5 separate regions of the Mus musculus genome follow, and all the other regions are linked to region 4. The links are chromatin loops, found by intact Hi-C in ENCODE. Cell type or tissue: heart. All regions are shown on one strand. Region 1 overlaps Cnot1 (CCR4-NOT transcription complex, subunit 1). Region 2 holds the start of Setd6 (SET domain containing 6). Region 3 has its middle 27 kb from the start of Gins3. Region 4 has its middle 13 kb from the start of Gm51586. Region 5 holds the start of Slc38a7 (solute carrier family 38, member 7).

The links. A loop is a pair of places that touch in the nucleus more often than their neighbours do. Peaks named below come from ENCODE experiments on the same cell type or tissue, not always from the same donor. Only the 100,000 strongest peaks of a DNase experiment are listed, where the experiment ranks them.
Region 1: a loop joins it to region 4, with 3 times the contacts of the local background. A loop is called at or near these places in 8 of 42 quality-filtered maps.
Region 2: a loop joins it to region 4, with 4 times the contacts of the local background. A loop is called at or near these places in 8 of 42 quality-filtered maps.
Region 3: a loop joins it to region 4, with 9 times the contacts of the local background. A loop is called at or near these places in 22 of 42 quality-filtered maps.
Region 5: it touches region 4 in a loop (3-fold over the local background); 5 of 42 quality-filtered maps call a loop at or near these places.

The regions. Positions count from the first base shown.
Region 1 is chr8:95,761,815-95,766,814 of GRCm38, reverse strand. Cnot1 (CCR4-NOT transcription complex, subunit 1) reads left to right here. Exons shown (of 49, transcript NM_001372353.1): 11 at 1,665-1,835; 12 at 2,231-2,358; 13 at 3,585-3,825. Among named protein-coding and RNA genes, the nearest start is that of Gm26265, 7.2 kb to the right of the region's middle. In heart, a CTCF peak has its summit at 2,482 (motif pointing right); no DNase peak of the experiment used is centred here.
Region 2 is chr8:95,711,460-95,716,459 of GRCm38, reverse strand. It overlaps Ndrg4 (N-myc downstream regulated gene 4), which reads right to left. Exons shown (of 17, transcript NM_001372423.1): 16 at 4,097-4,135; 17 at 1,504-3,282. The coding sequence ends at 3,128. It overlaps Setd6 (SET domain containing 6), which reads right to left and starts at 547. Exons shown (of 7, transcript NM_001035123.4): 1 at 190-547; 2 at 1-107. The coding sequence starts at 523. In heart, a CTCF peak has its summit at 2,658 (motif pointing left); DNase peaks (open chromatin) are centred at 579, 2,809 and 3,189; H3K4me3 peaks cover 1,469 bases; H3K27ac peaks cover 1,422 bases.
Region 3 is chr8:95,604,475-95,609,474 of GRCm38, reverse strand. It overlaps the pseudogene Gm31518. Among named protein-coding and RNA genes, the nearest start is that of Gins3, 27 kb to the left of the region's middle. In heart, a CTCF peak has its summit at 2,772 (motif pointing left); no DNase peak of the experiment used is centred here; H3K27ac peaks cover 1,026 bases.
Region 4 is chr8:95,912,416-95,917,415 of GRCm38, reverse strand. No RefSeq gene overlaps it. Among named protein-coding and RNA genes, the nearest start is that of Gm51586, 13 kb to the right of the region's middle. In heart, a CTCF peak has its summit at 2,321 (motif pointing right); a DNase peak (open chromatin) is centred at 2,315; H3K4me3 peaks cover 857 bases; H3K27ac peaks cover 297 bases.
Region 5 is chr8:95,850,043-95,855,042 of GRCm38, reverse strand. Slc38a7 (solute carrier family 38, member 7) reads left to right here and starts at 1,552. Exons shown (of 12, transcript NM_172758.4): 1 at 1,552-1,571; 2 at 2,136-2,241. In heart, a CTCF peak has its summit at 2,626 (motif pointing right); DNase peaks (open chromatin) are centred at 1,482 and 2,562; H3K4me3 peaks cover 1,335 bases; H3K27ac peaks cover 1,399 bases.

The DNA.
Region 1 (5,000 bases), 150 kb after region 4:
CATAGGAAAATTACAGTGTGAAAAAATAAGTATGACTGTGGATATAGTTTAGCAGTAGTGCACTTGTATTGTGAAGGCTCAGGTTATAAGTATGTATACTTTATTATTAGACTTCTGTTTTTGGTTAATTCTTCCCCCTCTTTTTTATTTTTATTAAATATTAGACAGGAATCTCTTTGTGGTAGCCCTGGCTATCCTTGAACTTGTGTACAGACCAGGCTGGCCTGGAACTCACAAAGATGTCTTGCTCTGCCTCTGGGGTGTTGTGCTTACACAGATTAGCACCACCATACCTGGCTTGTTAGACTTTTTAGATATTTTATTTTGAAGATGAGCTAGAGAGATGGCTTAGAGATTTAGAGGACTTGCTGTTCTTTTAGAAGACCTCCATTTGGTTCCCAGCACTTATGTGATGGCTCATAACTGTCTGTAACTCAAGTTTAAGAGTATTGGGTGCCTTCTTCTGACCTTTATGGAAACTGTACATGTACATGATACATACATGCAAGCAAAGTACTCACAGAAAAGAAAATCTTTATTTTAAAAGATTTTTAACAGAACTTATGATGTATAATTCACTGACATCTACCATGAATAAGGCCCTAGGTTCAGTCTCCAGCTCCACTAAAATGTGTACATTTTAATCTATTATAACTTTAGACTATAGTGGTATTATTATATTGAGACGGTCCCACTGTAGCACGGGCGGAGTGGGAGCTCTTGATTTTTTTTTCCTTGTCATTCTACTAAATGCTAAAATAATAAAGATGCTGTTATGCCCAGCTAATTTTTTGTTGTTGTTGTTTTTCGAGACAAGGTTTCTCTGTACAGCTCTGGCTGTCCTGGAACTCACTTTGTAGACCAGGTTGGCCTCAAACTCAGAAATCTGTCTGCCTCTGCCTCCCGAGTGCTGGGATTAAAGGTGTGCGCCACCACAGCCCGGCTTCATGTAGACTTGTAATCACACTAAATTTGTAACACATACATAGTGCAGTGGTACAAACCTTTGGAAAGGCTTTTGAGAAATTGGCAACCTTACCAGAAGTAGGCCTGTGGCATTTTACTCCTCTTTCATTGTGCTTCAGTTTGGAAGCAGATAATGCATCAATAATGTTAGATGCAGATTTAAAAAAAAAAACAAAATTTTTTTGAGGTACATGCATCCAGACTTTATAAGAAACAGGCCACAATGGTAAACACCTTTAACCCCAACACTTAGGGGAGGAGACAGGCTGATTTCTGAGTTCAAGGCCAGCCTGATCAAATAGTGAGTTATAGGCTGTCAGGCTTAAATTTTTTACATAACATGGGATCCAGCCGGGCGTGGTGGTGCACGCCTTTAATCCCAGCACTCGGGAGGCAGAGGCAGGCAGATTTCTGAGTTCGAGGCCAGCCTGGTCTACAGAGTGAGGTCCAGGACAGCCGGGGCTATACAGAGAAACCCTGTCTCCAAAAAAAAAAAAAATCCAGTCTGGGAAAAAAATGAAAAGACACGAAAAAAACCTCACAAAGAAGATTGTTGAAATCTGTTGTGCATCTTCGGTATTGATGGATATTCTAAATAGAATACTCTGATTGAATTTCAAAATTATTTTGACCTGGCCAACGCACGAATATTTGCCCATATTTGTTCCTTTAACTTTGAAATGTTTTCATCTTTATAGAACCCGAGTTTGAATTTCAAGGAAGTAACTTATGAACTGGACCATCCTGGATTTCAGATTCGTGACAGCAAAGGACTTCACAATGTGGTTTATGGCATTCAAAGGGGTCTGGGCATGGAAGTGTTTCCAGTAGATTTTATATATAGGCCTTGGAAACATGCAGAAGGCCAGGTAAGAATAGAATGATGCTTAGCTATAGAATCAAGAAAAAAAAAAATCTTAGGGCAATTTACCTATTGATTGCAATATTATATTTAATTTATTTTGCACAGGTCAGGGAAGCGTTGCATGTCATCTGGTTTATATTTGTATTTTCACAGTTTTAGAACTGATCAGAGTTCTTTAAGGTGTAGTAGCCAAACTTTTCTAATTTGATGATGTCTATCTCCCAAGGCCATCATACTGTTCTGTTCCACCTTTCTGAATTCCCTGGTTTTCAAAGGGCAGATATTCCCTGCTCCCTACTGCCTTGTTTTTGAAGGACATTTATCTAACAACCTTGAGATGAGCTTCATGAAAGTGGTTCATATTTTTGTGGCACTTAAGGACTTTGTCTTCTTTTCCAGCTCTCCTTCATCCAGCATTCCCTGATAAACCCAGAGGTCTTCTGTTTTGCTGACTACCCCTGTCACACTGTTGCCACTGATATTTTGAAAGCACCACCAGAGGATGACAATCGAGAAATTGCCACATGGTAAAAATTCCTGCACTTTTGAAATACAAAAGCTCATACTGAGCATGTAACACTGTCAAAGAAAATTAATTTATTTTTAAAGTTTATTATATATAGTGGTCTGCCTGCATATATGCCTACAAATCAGAAGAGGGCACCAGATCTCAATATAGATGATTGTGATCCACCCTGTGGTGACTAAGAATTAAACTCATGATCTTTGGAAGAATAGCCAGAGGTTAAGTGCCCTCAACCTATGTATCATCTTTCCAGCTTGGAAATTTTATTTTTAATGAAGTGATTTAATAAAGTTTTTTATAAAGAATGTTGAATAAAAATTATTTTTTTAGTTATTGTCACTAGTTAAATTTTTGTTTTTGTGAGGCTGATATTTAGGTATTTTCCACATTTAGATCTATTTGGCTTAGTAGGTATTTTTATATGCATTTCAGTGACAGAATGCAGACACAGGCTAAACACATTTTTTAGTTGTATTAAGTTCTCTCAAGTTATTTTTTGCCATTGATGCATCATTTGTTTTCTAGAACAGTCCATGTCTTTCTATTTTCTTCATGGACTAAATGTAGAGTTAGATTATTAGATCTAATTTAAGCCATCCAGATTCTAATTAGTTTGTTATGGACTTGACAGTTGCATCATACTGAAATCTTTCCATTATGATAGTAAGTGTTAGGGTTGTATTTTTGATAGAACTTTATCATATGAAGTATGTCTTATTAATATATTTATTTAGGATATTTAGCTTTTGTGAAATCTCATTTGTTTTTTCATTCCATTCATAAAAATCTTGGTAGTAAAGAACCAATGATTATTCAAATTACTTATTGGTTGTTAGTTTCATTTCTTTTAAAATTAATCTATAGGCATAGCAGCATGCCCCCTTCCAACATACCCAATGCATTCTGAAACCAAGGACTTTACACATTTAGGCAAGTGTTTTCCTCCCTTGCTGTAGCCCCTGAAGCATGTAGTTTTAAAAATCCACAGCAGCCACTTAAGAATATTCTCTAATACCAAGGCTTGGTAGAAATGTGATGTGGGTAGTTAAATTCTGTAGTGGATGTCACCTCGTCTGGAGTGAATTTGAAGGCTAGAGATATAGCTCATTATCAAAGTGCTTTTAAGGACATGGATTTAGTGCCCAGTATTCAGGGAAAACAAGGGATTTTTAAAGATATAGTTAATATTGTCAGTGATCTCAAGCATTTCCTCTTCGTTTTTCTTAGGAAAAGCTTGGATTTGATTGAATCTCTGCTGAGGCTTGCAGAGGTTGGGCAGTATGAGCAAGTGAAACAACTCTTCAGCTTCCCTATCAAACACTGTCCAGACATGTTGGTATTGGCCTTACTTCAAATCAACACTTCCTGGCACACCCTACGCCATGAACTCATCTCTACTTTGATGCCAATTTTCCTTGGAAACCATCCTAACTCTGCCATTATTTTGCACTATGCATGGCATGGGCAGGTAAGACAAATAAGCAGTTCTTCATTTCAGTTATTGACAGTCTTAAATCTTGGAGTTTCCTGTTTCTAGTGATGGTGTAGCAGTTAAAGACTGCTTGCTGCTCTTTCAGAGGACCTGGGCTCAGTTCCCAGCATCCACGCAGCAGCTAACAACCATCCATAACACAAGTTCTCGGGCAGCCAGCATCCTCTTCTGACCTCCAGTGGTATTAGGCATACACATGATGCCCAAAACATCTAACAATCACATAAGATAAATTTAAAACCGAAAAATATCAGTGTTCTAATAGACCGATTTATTATCATCAAACATGTTTTTAATCTTAGATCCTATTGTCATTTCTATGTAGATATTAAAATTTAGCATCCTTAAAACTTGCTACTTGGTATGACACATACCCCATTGACATCCATGAAGAGCTTACTTATTTACTATGACAGTACAAGGTCCTGGTCCTAATTTCAGCAAAAAATTAGGAAAATCACAAAAGAATCCTTTGTTTTGGAGTCAAGAGTCACCTGTATTCCAGGCTGGACTGGAAACTCCTATGTAGAAGGATGATGACTTTCACATTTTGTAGCACAGGTTTTAAAGTTTGTTAAGAAAGTAGGTTAGCTATATCCCCTAGCCCAGAGATAGCTTTAAATGCCACTTTTCATCTTTCCTAATTAGATACATAATAACAAATAACATAAATGAACAAATAAAAACACTTGTATTACTTTTTCGAGGCATTGTCTCTAGGTTTTGGTGTGGATGTAGTGTGTATATGCTTGCATAGTGTACATGCATGCATTCAGAGGATTAGGCTATCTTACCCTGCTTCATCTTTCTCTTCCTTTAACCTAGAGCTAGCCTGGCAGCCAGCAATCCCAGCGAGCGTCCTGTTTCCACTCTTAAATTGCAGGGTTATAGTCATGCAGGTACTGAAATTCAGACTTAGATACTCATGTTTTCAAAGCAATCACTTTTACCTGTTGAATGGTTTCTCTGTCCCTACGCCCCTAATTTTATAGACTAAACTTGCCCCTATCCCCCACAAAGGAAAAAAATGATCTCTGCCTGCTCTGGAACTCTCTTGAGTGCTAGTGTTGCAGGAATGTGCACCTGCCTTAACATTTCCCCCTCTTTTATTTTGTTATGTTTTTAAGTCTTTTCATGCAGGGTCCCTTGAT
Region 2 (5,000 bases), 200 kb after region 4:
CCAGAGCGCGAAGTAAGGGCTCCAGGGTGATGCTGGGGCCTGGAGCTCGTGGAGCAGCGCCAGCAGCAGCGGCACCCACCCAGACAGGCTCTGCAGCGCGCCTCGCTCTAGGGAAGACACCAGGTGAACGTCCAAGCGCCACTCCCTTGCCAGCCTCCGAGCTGGTCCCCCTGCCCCTTCCTTACCCACCTCGCTCCAGCAGGCCGCTGATGGAACAGGTGTGGGGGGACAGAAGCGCGGACCGCGGCACTGCGAAAAGGAGCTCCCCGGCCCGCACGCTCTCCCGCGCCACCATGCCATAGCCGGCCACCGTGCCCTGCCGGCTCACCGTCACCTTAGGACTCAGCTCCAGCCCCACTCGCCTGCACCAGCGCAGGAAGCCGGCCACCGCGTCGCCCTCGGGCTCGCCGCCGCTGGACCCCGCAGGGAGCGGCAGGGGCGCGCGGGCAGCTCTCGGGGAGGGACAGGGCGCGACGAGGGGCGACCCGCCACTTACCCGCGCGCGCTTGGCGGGGGCCGCCATGCTGCGAGCAGCCGGGTCCTCACTGCGCTTCCGGGGCGGAGCTGGGCGTTTCTACTAAACCGCTCCGGTTTAGGAATCGCGCGTGCGCGTGCGCACCGGCCTCCACCCTAGTTCTGGCCGTGTCCCGGAGAGCGGCGTGCAGGGACAAAACAGTTTCTTCCTCTGTGGAGGCTGGGCTAGTATGCCGTAGTGACCGACTGATGGTTAGTGATTAACCATCATTTCACTGACTGATTGATTAGTCCGTTTACACCTGGGTTTGAAGTGGCCTTAAGGGTTTCCACATTACACACACACATACGCACGAGACAGACAGACAGACGAGAGACAGAGACAGAGAGGAGAGAGAAGAGAAAAGAGAGAGAAGAGAGAGACAGAGAGAGAAGACAGAGAGAGACAGAGAGAGACGCTGGAAGTAATATAAGGTGAATGAATGATAGCACAAACGGTAACATGGAGAATTCAGTAGTTTAGTTTCAGTACCTGGAAGGTTGAGGGGGGTTTGTGGTTTACTGGGAGTTTCTGGCAAGCCAGACAACAGAGTGACACCATGTCCCAAAACAACTAAAACCAAGCAAATAGTGTTGTGCCCTTGCTTTGAAGCGGTCTTTCTTGCTGGCTAAACTTTCTGCTCAGCTGTGAAATAGAGTTAGTATCAGGACTGGTAAAATTATATCTCAGTCAGAGTATATAGCCGCTTGGTAGAACCTTGACCATCATGTATAAACACCCTGGTTCAATCTCTTATCACCCTAAGAGGAAAAAAAAAATTAAGCAGGGTGGCCTACATAATTCTAACACCCATGACGCTGAAGTAGGATTGCTGAGTATTCAAGACCAGCCTGGGCTACAGAAAGATTGCTCAACCCTCCCCCAACCAAATGTGTCTAACAGGCACTATCCTCCAACTATCAGCGCCCTGGGGCAGCCAGGCAGCCTAAACAGTTGAGCCTTCCCTGTGATAGGAAACACGACACACGTAGACTTAATTTCTTTATTAGTTTTTCTGCACAGTTAACTTTCTATATCAAGGATTTTTGTTTTGCATTTTGTAATCTCAAAGTCTCTTTATCAGCCACCAAACAGAATACACAAAATTAGGCTCTTAACTTTGTACAGAGAGGAAAATAATGAACTCCATTAAAAGTTCATCTTGACCAAAGAGAAGACAACTACCAATGGGAAACCACATACAGGAAGGAGGACCTGATATACATACATATATATATATATATAATGTATAGGTATTTATAGATATCTTAAGAACACAGCAAAAAGATGTCCAATACTTGGAGTGCTATCTACAGTAAGGGATTAGTTCTACCACCTCTAAACAGTCACATTCAGTATTCACGGAAGCACGTGAGTGAACTGAACCGGGGATAGGAAACACTCCACTGGACTCCAGAGCAGTCTAGAAATGGCTTACAGTTACAGAAAGGGGCGGCATGTGCCACAGATAAATGGATGTGGGTGTCCTCTTGCCTCAGAACACCCATACAATACCACATACATCATCCCCACTCCCCATATACACACTTAGTGCTTTCTCTCCTCTCTGGGGATGAGAGCAGATGAAACCAATGGCCAGGCTGTGAGCGCCTACTTGGTGAGATGGCGGGCATAGTTGTGGGCTGTAGGAGGCATGGAACCTTTGTTTGAGGATGGCCCATTTCCCACCCAAGGGCCAGGCAATCTCCAGCCCCTCCAGCAAGCAGAGGTCATTGTATCTTCCCATCTGTGTCTTTCTAACAAGCTCACTTCTCAAGTATTGTCTGTGACACACTGGCCCAAGTTGACCAGGGCACTGTGACAAATACTTGGTGAAATCTGGGACAAGAGGGACCTACAGTACCTGCCAGCTTCCAAAGGGATGGGTAATCATGAAGTTCTCAGGGGCTACACACAGCATACACAGCAATCAACATTTTAACCTCTGCCAACAGGGACAAGAGACCAGGTGACCTTTGCCTCAGGGTGGGACAAGGCCCTGTGGTGGCAGGGTATGGGGGTTCCTGCCCCCATGTCAGGGTTCTCCATATTCTTCAGCCTGGCTGGCCTTACACCACCTGTCCTGCCCAGAGAGCACCAGGAAAATGGCTGTCTGTCTAGAGCGCCCTCTTGTGGCTACCATCCTCATGACTGTCACTTCTACTATTAGAATAGGTGTGCTTGATGCAAGGGTTACAGGAAAGGGACACTCTTAAGGTCCAAGGCTGCCCACTGGTCTGACTCCCACTCACATCAGAGCTTTAGCTCACTACCCACCATCTTCAAACCTCACATCTGCCAGATCCAGGGGCTGGGCTGGGCTTTCTTCAGTACTGTATCTAACTATCCTGGCCACGCCCCAGCTGGGCAGAGGGGAGGGGCCACACTGAGTGAGACAGGAGTGTGTAAGGCGAGCCCCTCACACCATCTAAGACTGTTGTGCTGTGCTGTCCCAAGGTGGATCCCCTCATTTCTTTTTAAATAAAAGAGAAGTAACCCCATTTCCTCCCCTTCACTCTCACAAAAATAAAACTAAAGGGAAGATGAGCCGGTGCAGAGATGGCAGTGGGACCTGGGGGCAGGTAAGCGGGCATCATGGGCAGGACGAGGGCTTCAGCAGGACACCTCCATGGTGTGGTTGACCTGGCCCATCCCCTCACTGCTGTCTGAGTGGGCGCAGGGCTGAGGGCGGCTGCCGTCCACGGAACTGGCGCTGGTGAGGGACGCGGTACGTGAGCGTGCGAGGCGGGTCATGCTGGCTGAGGGCACTATGGACAAGAACAGAGGGTCCTGAGGACAGGCAAGGTGGGTACCGGCCGGTGGGAAAAAAAAAACAACACAAGCAAAGCGGCCAGTGACACCCAGTCTTGCCACACGCAGAGGATTCTGGCACTGGCTATACCAGGCCAAGGCATGCAGGACCAGTCAGCAACGGTGAGCAGGCCAGGCTAATGGGCTACAGCCAGCAGGTGCCTAGGTCCCAGCAGCTACCCAGAGCTATGTATGGTCAGAGCAGGGCAGGTGCTTATAGGCACCCTGACCTGGGATAGAGAGACGCTCTGTGGCCAACTAGACCTGCATCCAAAAAGTGACAGGGGTGGGGTAGCGTGGGTGGAGGGGGGGCAGGATTGCTTCTGTGAAGGCAATCAGCCACAGACTGCCTGAATCTTGCTTCTACTACTGTAGGTAAGGCCAGTCCACCTAGAGGCTGGGCAGGGGGCAGACAATGTCTGCAAGGCAAACCTAGCACTGTTGTGTTTGCAGGCTCTGCTTCTAACTCCCAAAGCTCTGGAAGCCCCACAGCCCACGGCAACCTAGAAACAAGACGGCTGCTCTGAGACCAGCCAGTGTGTCAGGTCCCACACGGGACGGAGCCCTCAGCAGACCAGGGTCTGTGGAAGAGCAGGGATCCTCCGGGGCTTTGAGCTGAGCATAACACAAGAAGGTTCCACACCACAGCAAGACATAGTGCAGCTGCAGCACTGCAGAGGAGCGGGGCGGGTTAGGGCGGGGCAGGGAGGGGCGGGGTGTCCATGCATCAGCAGACAGGCCATGGGCTATAGGCCATAGGCCATGGACTACCTGCTCCTCCACTCAGCCTTCGGTCCTTCAAGTGTGCAACTGAGAGAGAAGACAGCCAGAGAGGGCAAGGGTGGGGGAGACACAGAACACGGTGAAGAGTGGACCAGGCCCAGGGCACCGAGATGGGCCGAGATGGGACAGACAGACCAGAGAGGGCTAGCCTGGGGAAGCCCGCTGCTGCAACCCATCCAAACAGCAGCAAGGAAGCTGTCTGGGAATTCTCACTCTCCCTCTTCTGCAGCCCAGGCTGTGTGGCTCAGGCCCACGGAGGCCACGTCCTAGGCTAGTGCCCTTACCCCTCACTCTTCCAGACTGAGGAGGCCTGCACAACCTCCCAAAGCCCCTCTGACTCCTGGGATGCCTGGCGTAGTTCCCTTGAAGCCCAAGGACAAGGACACAACCGTTTCCTGGCTTCACAGATGTCTACCAAGCTCCAAGAGCTCATGGGGCCTAGCATGGCGTTCTGGTTGGTCCTCCCTGCCTACGTGTACCTCTCTTTGCTCTACCTCTCCCTGAAAGGCTGGCAGGGTGGAAGGATATCCTAGTTGCTGTCCTGAGGAGGTGCAAGCCCCAGAGGCTAAAGTATTTAGTAGGGGGTGGGAGGGCACCAAAGTGAGGGAGAGCAGTTTGCATCCTGGGAGTTGTATGTTGGAAAGAGGGAAACCGGAGGTCCAGGAGGCATACAGGAGCCATTGGAATCGTGGGGGAGGGGGGTGGGGTGCATAGGCTGAGTCTCATCACTGTTACCTGGGGGATGTTCCAGGAAGGATGGGGACCGAAAGCTGGTTTAGTCCTTGTTCCTGGAGGAGCCTCAGGCTCCCTTCCGGATGTGCAAATACTCAGATGGTCCCCCTTCCCTTCTCTGGTCCCAGACTCCATGGGCTTGAGTGCTAACCTTCTACTG
Region 3 (5,000 bases), 310 kb after region 4:
AAAGTGGATGAAACCCACAAATTTATCTATTTTTCTTGCAGCAACTATCTCCATATCAGGATTACCATGTAGCAGTTAATGAGAAGTCTATAGTGCCAGGATAATTCTGTCTGCTTGGAAGCTAATATTCTAGGTACAAACATTCCAAATTCCTAGTTCCTGAATGATTTGGCGGTTTGGGGAATTTCTGAGACAGGGGTCCCACTTTGAAGCCCAGGTTGGCCTGGAGCTGGCTACGTGGCTGAACTTGAACTTGCATCCTTCCTGTCTCCATTTTTAAGTATTGATGGTGAGAACTGAAGAGGTCAGCTCAGGAACTTTGGAAAATTCCACCAGACCCTCCTGGAAGAGAAGGGTCATAGAGCACACCCCTTGCTACTTTATTCCCTAAGGACCAATCAGTTTAAAAGTCACACTGTTCTGATAATCACATTGTGCCTAGTGGCTGTTGTTCTAGTCTACCCCTGAAAGCTGTATAAAAACTGTCTAAACAGGCTTCCCAAGGTCACCGCCTCTCCTTCAGGTTGGGATGGACCCCCACCCCCACCCCCGCGCTGGAACAATAAGTTCCTCTTGCTTTTGCATTGAGCCCAGGCTCAATGTTGCTCACATGGAGGGGCTCCAGTAAGCTGAGACTCGTCAGAGTCTTACAGAACCACCCTCAGATGACTTGTACATTTTTGACCTCACAATTTTATGAGTGTTATATATTAACTGGGAACCATATTTTGAATTTGAAATTTCTCCTGGGCCAGTGGCCTTCTCTTGCAGTGCTAGGGCTTAACAGGGAGGGGCAGCTCCCAGTTGACTGATAGGCTGCTATGCCACATTACTAAGCTGTGGCGTCCAGTAGAGTAGGCACATTAAAATCGTGTTCAACTCACAAAAGATTTGCAGGACACACACCCATTGGAAGATGAGAGGCATCTGTAGCAGCATTACCCTGGCTGTCTGGATGAGGGGATGAAGCAGGACTTTGAGACATCACTTTAAAATCTCTAACTTGGAAGGAATCAAGAACAACTCTAAACCTATGAGCTAGTCAGTGACCAAATGAATCCCTGAATTTGTCTTAGTGCCTTGTGATGTAGTTGATGTCCCAATGGGATGCTAAGTAGATACAGTATACCAAGATACTATGCACCAAGATACTGTGTACCAAGATACTGTGTACCAAGATACTGTGTACCAAGATACTGTGTACCAAGATACTGTGTACCAAGATACTGTGTATCAAGATACTGTGTACCAAGATACTGTATACAAAGATACTGTGTACCAAGATACTGTATACAAAGATACTATGTACCAAGATGCTATGCACCAAGATACTGTGTACCAAGATACTGTGTACCAAGATACTGATGGACTCCTTCAGCCACCCTCTATTCATCCCAAAGACAAATGTGCCCTGGGTACAGAAAATTATGTAAGGTTCCTTCTAAATGTTTCTTCCAGGGCTGGAGAGATGGCTCGGTGGTTAAGAGCACTGAGTATTCTTCCGGAGGTCCTGAGTTCAAATCCCAGCAACCACAGGGCTCACAACCATCCATAATGAGATCGGATGCCCTCTTCTGGAGTGTCTGAAGACAGCTACAGTGTACTTACATAGAATAAATAAATACATTACACACACACACACACACACACACACACATTTCTTGTTTTCTCTTTTCTGCTCTCTTCCTGTATTTGGTTAAATTTCTGAATCAGACAGTTTAAAAAAAAAAGCCACCCAGCTGCTTGAAAGCTCATGGTCCTTGTGGTACGATTGAGGTGTGATGGTTGGCTGCCATAGTTGGGATGGTGACCAGAAACAGCTATGGAAACAAAGGCCCCATGAAAGCACAGAAAACACCAACAGCTCGAGAGACACAATCCTCTTGGTCTTGATTTTCAGTAAGCTGTCACTCAAGGGCAGTATCTTCAGAGAGGTCTAGCCCTGCCAGCACTCAGCAGGCAGCGACAAGTGAGGCACAGCAGACAGACACACCCGTGGGGAGCTTGCTGCATACTCTGAGGGTTAACATCGCTCTGGAAGGTGCTGGGTGAACCGAGCCTTTGTGACTTGTTTGGGGGTGCTCTGAAAACTCGCCTCTGTTCCTAATTTTAGAGCCAGCAGCTGTCACGGCTTTGTTCTAACAAGTCAGTAATTTTCCACTCGCCTGGCTTTCTCCCGTTCCCTTTCTATACCCAGTTGCTCACTTTGCAGAAACTTCTAACTTGCTTTTATGCCTTTAACCCTGAATATGTGTCATCTCTGCAGTCATTTGTCATTCGGCCTGCTGCTTCTCTGACTTAGCAATCACTTAAAGAAACTGAAGCGACACATTTTCTATTATCTGTGTACACGCTGTCTATAAAAACCTGCAGGGTTACCAAATAAGCATACAGAATGCTATGGCTTTCATCTGTGTAGCATGGCGATTGCTTTTTGTTTGCTTGTTATCTGTCCTTTGGTTCGTCAGAGTCCCATGAATGCCACTAGAATTTCTTAGGCGCTTTACAAGTGACTTCATGACTTTTTCTGTTTTAGTTTTGTAGTAGTTGGAGATTTGCTTCAAATAATCCAGATGAGAATGGAAGGGAGAGTAAACTAATGATACAAGCCTGGTTAGGGTAGCAAAGGTTGAAGTGGCCGCTGGAGACAGTGGGGTCCCTTGTGACACTCCCACCTTTGTGTGTACTTGACATTTTTAAATAATAAAGCGTTTTATAATTTTGCATGATGATTTAAAAAAAAAAAAACCAAAACTTTTAATGATGATGCGGAGTGTTAAAATACTGCCACCTACAGGTAAGAAATATATTACATGTATCTTTTTTTTTTAATGTTTTTTTTTTTAAATTAGGTATTTTCCTCGTTTACATTTTCAATGCTATCCCAAAGGTCCCCCATACCCACCCCCCAATCCCCTACCCACCCACTCCCCCTTTTTGGCCCTGGCGTTCCCCTGTACTGGGGCATATAAAGTTTGCAAGTCCAATGGGCCTCTCTTTGCAGTGATGGCCGACAAGGCCATCTTTTGATACATATGCAGCTAAAGACAAGAGCTCCCGGGTACTGGTTAGTTCATATTGTTGTTCCACCTATAGGGTTGCAGTTCCCTTTAGCTCCTTGGGTTATTTCTCTAGCTCCTCCATTGGGGGCTGTGTGACCCATCCAATAGCTGACTGTGATCATCCACTTCTGTGTTTGCTAGGCCCCGGCATAGTCTCACAAGAGAGAGCTATATCTGGGTCCTTTCAGCGAAATCTTGCTAGTGTATGCAATGCAGCTTCCAAATGCGTGTATCTTTCCTTGATAAATTGCAACACAGTAGAAGCCAGAAAGAAATTGAACCCTGTAGGCTGATGGCAAGGTTAAAAGAAAGAAAGAAAGAAAGAAAGAAAGAGAGAGAGAGAGAGAGAGAGAGAGAAAGTGGCTCAGTTCTATGGAGGACAGTGTGGTTGGCATTCACAAAAATATAAATAGTAGACACAGGCATGATGGAGGCTGAAGCAGGAAGAACTCAAGACCGACATGGCTATGTAACAAGACCCTGTCTTAAACAACTAAAATAAAATAAAATAAAAATATTGGCTATCAGGGACTAAGAAGATAAAGAGTAGGGAGTCTTTAATGGGTGCAACTTCAGAGTTTTCTTTGTTTGTTTGTGGCATGGTCTTATATAGCCCAAGACTGGCCTCAAACTCTGCACACAGCTAATTATATCATTCTGAACTCCTAATCTTCCTCCACCTCCCAAATGCTGGGGCTATAGGTGTGAGCCACTATGTCCGGATGCCTTTAATTTTGTAAGAGATGGGTTCTGAAAGTGAGAGGTGCAAAACATCAGGTGGCGCATGCGCAGTCATTATCATGGCTTCGCTGTGGAATGCTCCTACAGACCCGTGCTTTCAGTGCTTGGTCTGCAGCCTTGAGACTATCTTGAAAGCTGTGGAGCGTTTAAGTGGTGGAGTCTAACTTTACAATTAGATCACTGGAGAGTAGGCCTTTGAGAATTAATAGCCCTGCCACACTCTCTGGCCATCTTTTGCTTCCAGACTGGCTTCCTATTCACACTGTCGAGGTGAGACTTTCTATGTCCGCCTTTACTCTGAATAATGGGAGACTTATATTTATTTATGAATGCCTAGGCCATTGCTAGGCCTTGTTTCTCACTAGCTTGTATCTCAGTTATCCCGTTTATAATCTAATTTCTGCCACAAGGCTGGGTAGTTGCCTCTTTCCAGGTTCAAATGTCTGACTTCCTGCGAATTCTGCTGGCTGAATCATTCCCCCACCCCCACCCCACTTCCCACTTGGTCCAGAAGTCCCACCTTATGATTCTGCCTTTTGATGCAGGCTATAGACTTTTTACTTTAACCCATCAGTAGGTACCTTAAGGCAGGCAAGGACAACAGAAACACATCTTTACACAGGTACAAAACCATCACTCCCACGTCACACTCCTGCCTCCACGTTCCTGTCTCTTGCCTTTCCTTCCTCGAGGAGCTGAAACCCTCTGGAAGCTGTGAGCCGAAATGATCCCCATGCCCTTAAGTTGCTCCTGTTAAATATTTTTGTCACAAACAAAAGGTACTGATACATGCTTAATAACACGGAATTATACATATAAAACGATCCATATTGTCTGTCTTAGTTAGGTGTTAATGCTGAGGACAGACACCACGACCAAGGCAACTCTTATAAAGGACATTTAATTGGGGTTGCCTTACAGGTTCAGAGGTTCAGTCCATTATCATCAAGGCAGGATGCATGGCAGCATCCAGGCAGGCATGGTGCCGGAAGAACTGAGAGTTCTACATCTTGTTCCAAAGGCAAACAGGAGACGACTGGCTTCCAGGCAGCTAGGAGGAGAGGGTCGCCAAGCCTATCTCCACAGTGACACACTTCCTCCAATAAGGCTACACCTGCTCCAAAAGGCCACACCTCCTAGTCGTGCCACTCCCTGAGCCAAGCATATTAAAACCACCACACATACAATTTTTATGCT
Region 4 (5,000 bases):
TGTAACCCCAGTACTCAGGGAGGGCTAAAGCACAAAGATTGTGAGTTCAAGAACAGTCTGAGCCACAAAGCTAGACAAAATTTTATATATATATATATATATATATATATATATATATATATATATATATATATATAAAACCAGAAATGGTGGAATGGTGGTGCACACCTTCAGCACTTAAAAGGCAAAGGCAGAGATCTCTGTGAGTTCAAGGCCAGTATAGCCTACTTAGTGAGTTCCCAGACAGCCATGGTTATGTAGAGAGACAAACAATAAAATAAATAGGGGCTGGTGAGATGGCTCAACAGATAAGAGCACCCGACTGTTCTTCTGAAGGTCCTGAGTTCAATTCCCAGCAACCACATGGTGGCTCACAACCATCCCTAACAAGATCTGGCGCCCTCTTCTGGAGTGTCTGAAGACAGCTACAGTGTACTTACATATAATAAATAAATAAATCTTTAAAAAAAAAAATAAAATAAAATAAAATAAATAAACAAATAAATTAATAATAACCCATAAATAAAGGTTTATACAGAATGTATGCGATATAAACTTAAGAAATTACTAAAATTAAATACACAAAAAGGTTTGGAAGTCAATCTTATCTATTTTAATACGAGTCTTACTGAGCTGTGATTCAAATACACAGTTTTCTCACATAAAGTTCACAGTTCAACTGATTCAAGATTGCGGCGGCCGCAGGGACCCAGCGTCTGTGGGACCAATCTGAGGCGCCTGGGACACACACAGAGACTTTGCGAGCTGCAGTGCTGGGGGATGAGTGTGCAGAGCTGGAAGAATCTCTGGCACAACTTAAAACTTAGGTCTTCTATTAGGTCTTCTAAAACTTTTAGGGAAGATGCTTATTAAAAATGGTTTCACGGAATTGGGGGCGTTGGGATAGATGGAGGAGAGAAGCTGAACTAGCGGTGACAGGTTTGGAAGCATGGCCTCGGCAGGCAAAGGAGCATGTCTTGTGAGTAGGACTGTTCCTCGGGCTGCCAGAAGGCTCAGGCTACCAATGGGCCCGCCTTGCTCAGTTGCCACCTGGCAGACTCCGCCTACCACACTGAGCCATCTCTGCTGCAGCCGCTTGCGCTGTTTGCCATGCTAGGGGTGGGAGGTGCTGTCCTGTGAACTGTGATACGGCTGTGCCCGGAGCACTGGCAGGGCAGCAGTTGCTGAAAGGAGGGTGGCAGACAGCAGCCTGGAGCTACAGCAGGAACTACCTCTAAACCATGCTGTCAATCTGACTCTGAGCAACAAGCTATCCAAGATGAAGAGCTGTCTATTTGCTGGATTAAGCCTCCTCCGAAGACTTCCGTGGCCCGCGCTGCCATTGGAGGCCGTTTTGCTGTTCATGATCCGAGCAGCCACCAGCTATTTTAGACAAGGAAACGTATTCCCTGCAGGAGTATCAGTGACTGCAGACTTATAATTGGGAATGAGAGACATCGAAGGCTTCTGTGACAATCTCTCACACCCCACCCCACCCCCAAAAAGAAACAGTCCAGACAGGAAGCTAGAAAAAGAAGTCCTTAAAAATTGTGATAAAGGGGTCTGGGGAGATGGCTCAGTGGTTAAGAACACTGACTGTTCTTCCAAAGGTCCTAAGTTTAATTCCCAGCAACCACATAATGGCTCACAACCATCTGTAAAGGGATCTGATGCCCTCTTCTGGTGTGTCTGAAGACAGCTACAGTGTACTCACATACATAAAATAAATCTTTAGAAAAAAAAATTGTGATAAAGATGCTCCTCAGAGTTGATGGCTTCTGACAAGGGTGGGGGCTGGGGGGAGGATTCATTTTCTTTAAGGGCTGACCACTGGGAGTTTGGCCATACTCCAATAAGTTTATGGGCAACACAAATTGGACTTTGTGTATTTGGGCTGGGGGAGGAGGATGGGAGGGGGTGGACACAAGGTTGGGTGGACCTGGGAGGAATGGGAAGTGAGTGTGATCAGGGTGCATTGTAAGAAATTCCAAAATAATTAATAAAAACACCATGTTAGTAAAAAATAAATAAAGTTCACAGTTCAATCTGGAGATAGCTCTGTGGTAGTGCACTTTGATGGTAATGCACTTTGATGGTAATGCACTTAGGTTCACTCTCCGGTACCACAAATGATATTAGCGAGAATAATAATCATGGACAATTTAAATGTTTTAGCTTATTCACAAATTTATGCAACTATCACCACTAGCAATTTAAGACATACAGTGTTGGAAGCTAACCTGGGCTACAGGACCTCGCAGACACCACAGCCTATGGAAAACTCAGTAGTCCTATGGGGCGCGATCTGAAACATGACCACCAGATGGCAGCCTCTGCCTACAGATGCTACAAACCAAGCATGTAGCAAGTTTAAGGAAAGATAGAAGAATCCCTAAGTCCATCCCATAATCAGCCTCCAAACGGTGACACCATTGCACACGCTAGCAAGATTCTGCTGAAAGGACCCAGATATAGCTGTCTCCTGTGAGGCTATGCTGGGGCCTAGCAAACACAGAAGTGGATGCTCACAGTCAGCTATTGGATGGATCACAGGGCCCCCAATGGAGGAGCTAGAGAAAATACCCAAGGAGCTAAAGGGGTCTGCAACCCTATAGGTGGAACAACAATATGAACTAACCAGTACCCCCTGGAGCTCGTGTCTCTAGCTGCATATGTATCAGAAGATGGCCTAGTCGGTCATCACTGGAAAGAGAGGCCCATTGGACATGCAAATTTTATCTGCCTCAGTACAGGGGAACGCCAGGGCCAAGAAGTGGGAGTGGGTGGGTAGGGGAATGGGGGGGTATGGGGGACTTTTGGGATAGCATTGGAAATGTAAATGAAGAAAATACCTAATAAAAAATAAAATTTAAAAAAAAAAGAATCCCTAAGACCAACCTCCTGCGGATAGGAGTGGCATTTGGCGCTGAGAGTGGCTCCTAATGGAGCTAGCCCTCTTCACCTACTAAAACTGTACTCATTCCTATCCCCATTCACTTAGAAATCCTGTTAATCGTAATACTTCTTTAAGATTTATTTTTAATTATGTGGGTATGAGTGCAAGATGTCTATGGAGGCCAGAGAAAGGCATCAGGTTCCCTAGGGCTGGGGTTATAGAAGATTGCGACCAGACTAACGTGGATACTGAGAGCAGAATTCCTGTCCTCTTCAAGAGCAGCAAGCAGCAAGCTTCTCCAGCCCCTATAATACACAGGTATACAAGTATGGCTCTCCCTGTTTTGGTGCTGAGAATCCAACCCTGAGTTTTGTGCATTCTTAGCAGCTGCTCCAACGCTGAGCTACAACCTCAGTTCCGAGAGTCACTATCTCAAGCACATACACACACCACACCCAGGCCGCCCTCACTGAGAAAGGGCTAAGCACTGCCAAGTGCCAAGGCTCACACTGGCTCTGCCTCTGCATCCTTTCTCATAATCTAAACACAGGAGTAACCGGATGTGATGGCACACACCTGTAGTCCCACCCACACTGGGAGACTGAGGCAGGAAGTTCACAAGTTCAAAACCAGCCTGCACAGTGAGACCCTGCCTCAGAATAAAATGTGTGATTGGGCATAGAATTGTAGCAGAGCCTAGCCAACCACGTGTGAGGCCTCGGTTCAACCCCAGGCATCACAGAAAGGGAAAGCCATGGGGGAGGGGTGGGGGGTACTGTACATTAAGCAACACTTTCCTGTGTCAATCAGAGTGCCAAGGGGCAGGGTAGAACCCATGTGCCCTGTCTTAGTCAGGGTTTGTATTCCTGCACAAACATCATGACCAAGAAGCAAGTTGGGGAGGAAAGGGTTTATTCGGCTTACATTTCCATACTGCTGTTGATCACCAAAGAATGCAGGACTGGAACTCAAGCAGGTCAGAAAGCAGGAGCTGATGCAGAGGCCATGGAGGGATGTTCTTTACTGGCTTGCTCAGCCTGCTCTCTTATAGAACCCAAGACAACCAGCCCAGAGATGGTCCCACCCACAAGGGGCCTTGCCCCCTTGATCACTAATTGAGAAAATGCCTTACAGTTGGATCTCATGGAGGCATTTCCTCAACTGAAGCTCCTTTCTCTGTGATAACTCCAGCTGTGTCAAGTTGACACAAAACTAGCCAATACAACTGACCCCTTGTCAACTTGACACACAAACACATCACTAGTAAGCCTCAACCCTTACATTCTTATTCATCCCCAAGGTCTAAATAACTTTAAATGTCCCACAGTCTTTACATATTCTTAAAATTTCAATCTCTTTAAAATATCCATCTCTTTTAAAAATCCAAAGTCTTTTTAAATTAAAAGTCTCTTAACTGTGGGCATCACTAAAACAGTTTCTTCCTTCAAGAGGGAAAATATCAGGGCACAGTCACAATCAAAAGCAAAAATCAATCTCCAACCGTCCAATGTCTGGGATCCAACTCACGATCTTCTGGGCTCCTCCAAGGGCTTGGGTCACTTCTCCAGCCATGCCCTTTGTAGCACACGCGTCATCCTCTAGGCTCCAGATGCCTCTACTCCACTGCTGCTGCTGCTCTTGGTGGTCATCTCATGGTACTGGCATCTCCAAAACACTGCATGACCCCTTCAGTCCTGGGCCATCAATTGCAACTGAGGCTGCACTTTCACCAATGGCCTTCCATGGCCTCTCACAGTGCCAAGCCTCAGCTGCTCTGCTCAACTCCTTCATGCCTTCAAAACCAATACCACCTGGGTGACCCTTACATATTACCAAGTCCCGCTGCAGCAGGAGTGCAACCTTGGCTATCTCTGGAACACAGCCTCTTTGTGCTTTCAGAAAACACTTCCCAGAAGATGTCACCTCAATGATGCTGGTCTCTTCTTAATCACCGCTAATTTCTTAGCTCCAGCTAACCAGCATCAATAGTCCCAGTAATGCAAAGTTTTTGCTTTAGTAGTTCTGGTATCTTGTTAATCACAGCTGATTCTTCAGCCCCAGCTAACCAGAACTACAGAATCTTCACAATCAAAACAGCAATGGC
Region 5 (5,000 bases), 62 kb after region 4:
ATGAATATTATTAACAGATTGTGTCAATGTCAATATTCTGGTTGTATGATGTTGTACCAAAGTTCTGTGAACTCGTGTGTTGAGGCAAACTGACACACAGATCTCTATATTATTTCTCTCTTTTTTTTTTTTTTTTTTTTTTTTTTTTTTGGTTTTTCGAGACAGGGTTTCTCTATATAGCCCTGTCTGTCCAGGAGCTCACTTTGTACACCAGGCTGGCCTTGAACTCAGAAATCCGCCTGCCTCTGCCTCCTGAGTGCTGGTATTAAAGGTGTGCGCCACCACGCCCGGCTCTATATTATTTCTTATGTCTGTACTTGGCTCTGCTAATCTCAGTAACATCGCCTCCTTTTTCATCTTGGGCCGGTGGGGTGGGGAGGTAGCATTGCTTCCTGAGCCAGGATTTTATTGTGGAACCCAAGCTAGCTTCAAGCTCACTGCTCTCCTGCCTCAGTCTGTTGAATGCTGGGTTTACAGGCATGTGTCCCATACCCAACTTTTTCAAATGAGAGGTAGACCCATTGAGAGGCTCAACGTGTAAAGGCACTTGTTACCAACCCTGAAGACCTGAACTCAATCCCCAGAAGCCACAGGATGAAAGGAGGGAAGCAACTCGTGAGAGTTGCCCTGTGGACTCCCCGTGCATACTGTGAATGCACAGACACACGTAAGTAAATGTAAAAGGAAAAACTGGTGCTGGAGAGATGGCTCAGAGGTTAAGAGAACTGTCTGCTGTTCCGGAGGTCCTGAGTTCAATTCCCAGCAACCACATGGCTCACAACCATCAGTAATGAGATCTGGTGCACTCTTCTGCCCTGTAGGATACAGGCAGAACGCTGTATACATAATAAATAAATAAATCTTTTAAAAGAGAAAAAAGAAAGAAAGAAAAGAAAAAATAATAATTAAACTAGACTGTGAATATAATTGAAAGATATCGCTCCTTCCTGGGGCTCAGATTCAAGTTCTAGAACCACAAATAAAGAGGCAGAAAAGGACTTCCTTTATAAACGGCATACAGCCCAGAAGCCAAAGCTCTAGGCAATTCACCTTCATTCAATAAGTCGAGAGCCTGAACCGCCTCAAACATTTCCGAAATCTAGCCTTGAGGTTGTAGCCAGGGATTAATGAATGCTCAAACTGACTCTTTCTCTCTCTCTCTCTCTTGTTCAAAGGTCCCTCACACTCCTCAGTCAAAGAAACTCTGGGGTCACTTGCTGTGGCAATGAATGCAGGAACAAACATAATGAGGCCAAATAGCTTTGGCCCGTGGCTCCTGAGGACAAAGATGCCAAACCTCTTAACGCTCTTTCCAGGAGGAAGGAACAGTGTTTAATTTGGCCAAGGGACCAAGTCTAAAAATAACTGGATAAACGGGTTGGCAGAAAGCTAGGCTGGCTCAGAACTATTGTTGGGTTGAGAAGCTGGTGTGGTCCGATGGTGACACTGACTTAAAAACTACAACTCCCAGAGTTTCCTGCGGCCTGTGCTAGCTGGACGGTCATGTGATTCAGGCTCACGTGTTACTTGAGTCGGCTCCGGAACAACGCCTACAAGGTATGTGAAAGGAGGTACGGGAGGTGCAAGGTGGGGTTGTAGGGTTCTTGGGTCTTCAGAGTTCCCCATCACTGCTGAGACCAGATCCCTGTAGGGCTCCACAGCCGTCTTTGCCTGTTGCTTTCTGCTGCACCAGTCCAGCCACACCTTAGCCTGACGGCTCTCCACTCAGTCCTAGGCCAGGATCGAGTTAGCTTTGGAGTTAAAAACGCAACCCACCGCTTTTTCGCCAGGCTTGGGGCTCATCCCAACCCACCCTGGTCAGGTGCTCGCTGTCCCACCTCCTAATGCAATCCAAACCTCGTGTTTCAGTGCTGGTCCCGGGCTGGTCTGGGAACCATGTGAGATCTGTTCCATCTCCGACCTAATAAATAATGTGCATCGTGCTTATAGCTCTGGCCCCGCCAACTGCTCACCGTGACTTTAATGTAACCTCTTTCCTTCGTGTACCTTTTCCCTATTTGAACTGGCACTCCACTCCTTGCTATAGGTTATTCAGAACCACTCAGTGTAATCTCCCACCCCCTGCCCTGGTAGCCAGCTGCAAAAGGTCAAACTCTTCTCTCTTCTGACTGCAGATTTTTAGATAAAGCCTTGAGAAGAACTTGAGGCCAAAAGGGGAGGTGAGGGGGCTCTGACCCCATACCTTTAGGCAGAGGAAACAGCCCTCTTCTAGATTAGCAGGTAAGTTGGGCTAAATGATTGGGGCCGAGGTAAAAGCTCTTAGAGCAGTGAGAGTGGTCCAAGGGATGGGGTTGCTCGTCCTGAGCTTTTGTGTGGTTGCAGGAGAGGCTGGGCAAATGGCCGAGGACTGGGTAGGGGTGCCAAAAGGAAACCTGCTTCCTAGAGAGACTTAGGGTCACGGGACCTTGAAGTATGTTTTTCTGCGGTGTGAGCAATGTGGAAGGGATGGCCTTAGACCTCTCTGGAGCAATGCCTGGACCAGGGGAGTCCCCAGACTGCCTTTACTACTCACCACTGAGATTTTGCTGAGTTGCTGGCTGGGAAGGGAGATTGCGTCATAAGAGGAAGAAGTCTGTGGCCAGACTGGTGTTTCTGATTCTGGCCCCAGCAGAGGGCCCCAGCACTGGGACTGTGTCCCTTAATTGCTGGATGGCAGATGTCCCAGAGCACTTGCACTTCTCTCTTCTTTCCTGGGTTGATGTTCCCAGCTTTGTCCATCATTAGAAGGCACATCTGGGAAGCATCCTCAGGGGCCTATGTACTGTTCTAGACCTCCTCCATTGCGGTGGGCTGACCTTATCAGGAGGGTTGGAGAGTGGTTGTGGCTGAATCACTGCCTTTGTGGGGAGGAAATGGGATTTTAAAACAACAACAACAAAAAAGGTTTATTTATTTTATGTATATGAATACACTTTCGCTCTCTTCAGACACAGCAGAAGAGGGCATCAGATCCCATTACAGATGGTTGTGAGCCACCATGTGTTTGCTGGGAATTGAACTCAGGACCTCTGGAAGAGCAGTCAGTGCTCTTAAACGCTGAGCTGTCTCTCCAGCCCGGGACTTATTTATTTATTTATTTATTTTTATTTTGGTTTTTCGAGACAGGGTTTCTCTGTGTGTCGTCCTGGCTGTCCTGGAATTCACTTTGTAGACCAGGCTGGCCTCGAACTCAGAAATCTGCCTGCCTCTGCCTCCCACGTGCTGGGATTAAAGGCATGTACCACCACCGCACAGCGATTTTTTTTTTAAACTACAGAAAATAAGAATGTGAATGAATGAACATTCCATAGTTCCTATATGGAGGTCAGAGACCAACCTGCCCATTCTTTCTGTCCACTGAATGGGTCCCAGGGATCGAACTCAAGTCATTAATCTTGATTGCAAGTACTTTTACCCATTCAGCCATCTTACCAGCCCCAAAGTAGAGGTTGTTAGGGACCATCTCCCAAGCCTCATCTATGTTAAGCACAGGCTGCACCAGGCCCACCCAGGTAATGCTTACTAATATCAGCATACTCTTCACAAGAAAGCTTACACCATGAAAACGCTTGGGGGGCGAGGGGGGGGGCTAAAGTGACTTACCCAAGGTCACGCAGGTAGGAAGTGGACAGGCTAGCTTTTGGCTGAGTCTAAGACGAGAGCATAGCCCCTCCCAACTCAGGTGTGTGTGTGTGCATGTTTGGTTGGTTTTTTGAGACAGAATTATACTATATAGCCCAGAACTAGCTATGTGGTCCAAGCTGACCTTGAAATCACACCAGTCCTCCTGCCTCAGCCTCCCAAACACTGAGATTACAGGCATGAGCTTCCTTAGGGTTGCTCTTAAGTGTGGGCTTAGCTGTGTCTGTTTAAGAAACGTTATTCCTCTCGGAGGTTCAGACTCTGCACTGCAGTGAGAACACTGAGGATTGGTTTTCAGAAGAGTGAGCCTCCTGGTTTTCAAGGCAAAAGGAAAGCCTGAAGTTAGGTTGTGTATAACCCGATAGTGAAAACATTCGAATGAGAAGCCCTCTCTCTAAGTCCAGCCAGCCCAGGAAGGAGGCAGAGGCAAACAGATGAATGTTCTAGGCCATATAAGAATGTTCTAGGGGCTGGAGAAATGGCTCAGCAGGTAAGAGCACTGACTGCTCTTCCAAAGGTTATGAGTTCAAATCCCAGCAACCACATGGTGGCTCACAACCACCCATAATGAGACCTGATGCCCTCTTCTGGTGTGTCTGAAGACAGCTACAGTGTACTTAGATATAATAATAAAATAAATCTTAAAAAAAAAAGAATGTTCTAGAAATGTTATTTGGTTTCTATTCACTTATACATTCATTCAGTGTGTATGTCTGTCAGTCAGTCAGTGTATGTCTGTGTGTAAATCTGTGTGTGGGTCAGAGGAAACTTGTGGCAATTGTTTCTCTCCTTCCACCATGTGGGTGCCAGGAGTCAAACCTGGTCATCAGGCTTGGTGACAGGCACCTTGACCTGCTAAGCCATCTCAGCCAGCCTGGTTTTGAATCCCAGCCACTGGTGACTTCTGCATGGCCAACAGGGCCTGGCGTGCACAGGGCCTGGGCATCTGTATCTTTGGTTATAGCAGCAGTCCTGTCTACTCAATTGTGGCTCATAGTAACAAACACTTGGCAAAAGCAAGCCTAGAACCAGCACAGGGCTAGCACCCAAACAAATGACGGGAGGAAATGGGACTGAGTAGGGCCAAGCCCCGTAATGCCTCCAAAAGGACTCAGTGAGTGGCCCAGGAAATGGGGGACAAGCTGGGACTTGGGGCTGGGAATATTCCAAACACAATTAAGAATTCATTTCCTGGGGGTGGTGAGATGGCTCAGCGGTTAAGAGCACTGACTGCTCTTCCAGAGGTCCTGAGTTCATCATATTTCTTTTTTTTTTTTTTTTTTTTTTGGTTTTTGGTTTGTTTGTTTGTTTTTTTCTTTTTCTTGAGGTCCTGAATTCAAATCCCACAACCACATGGT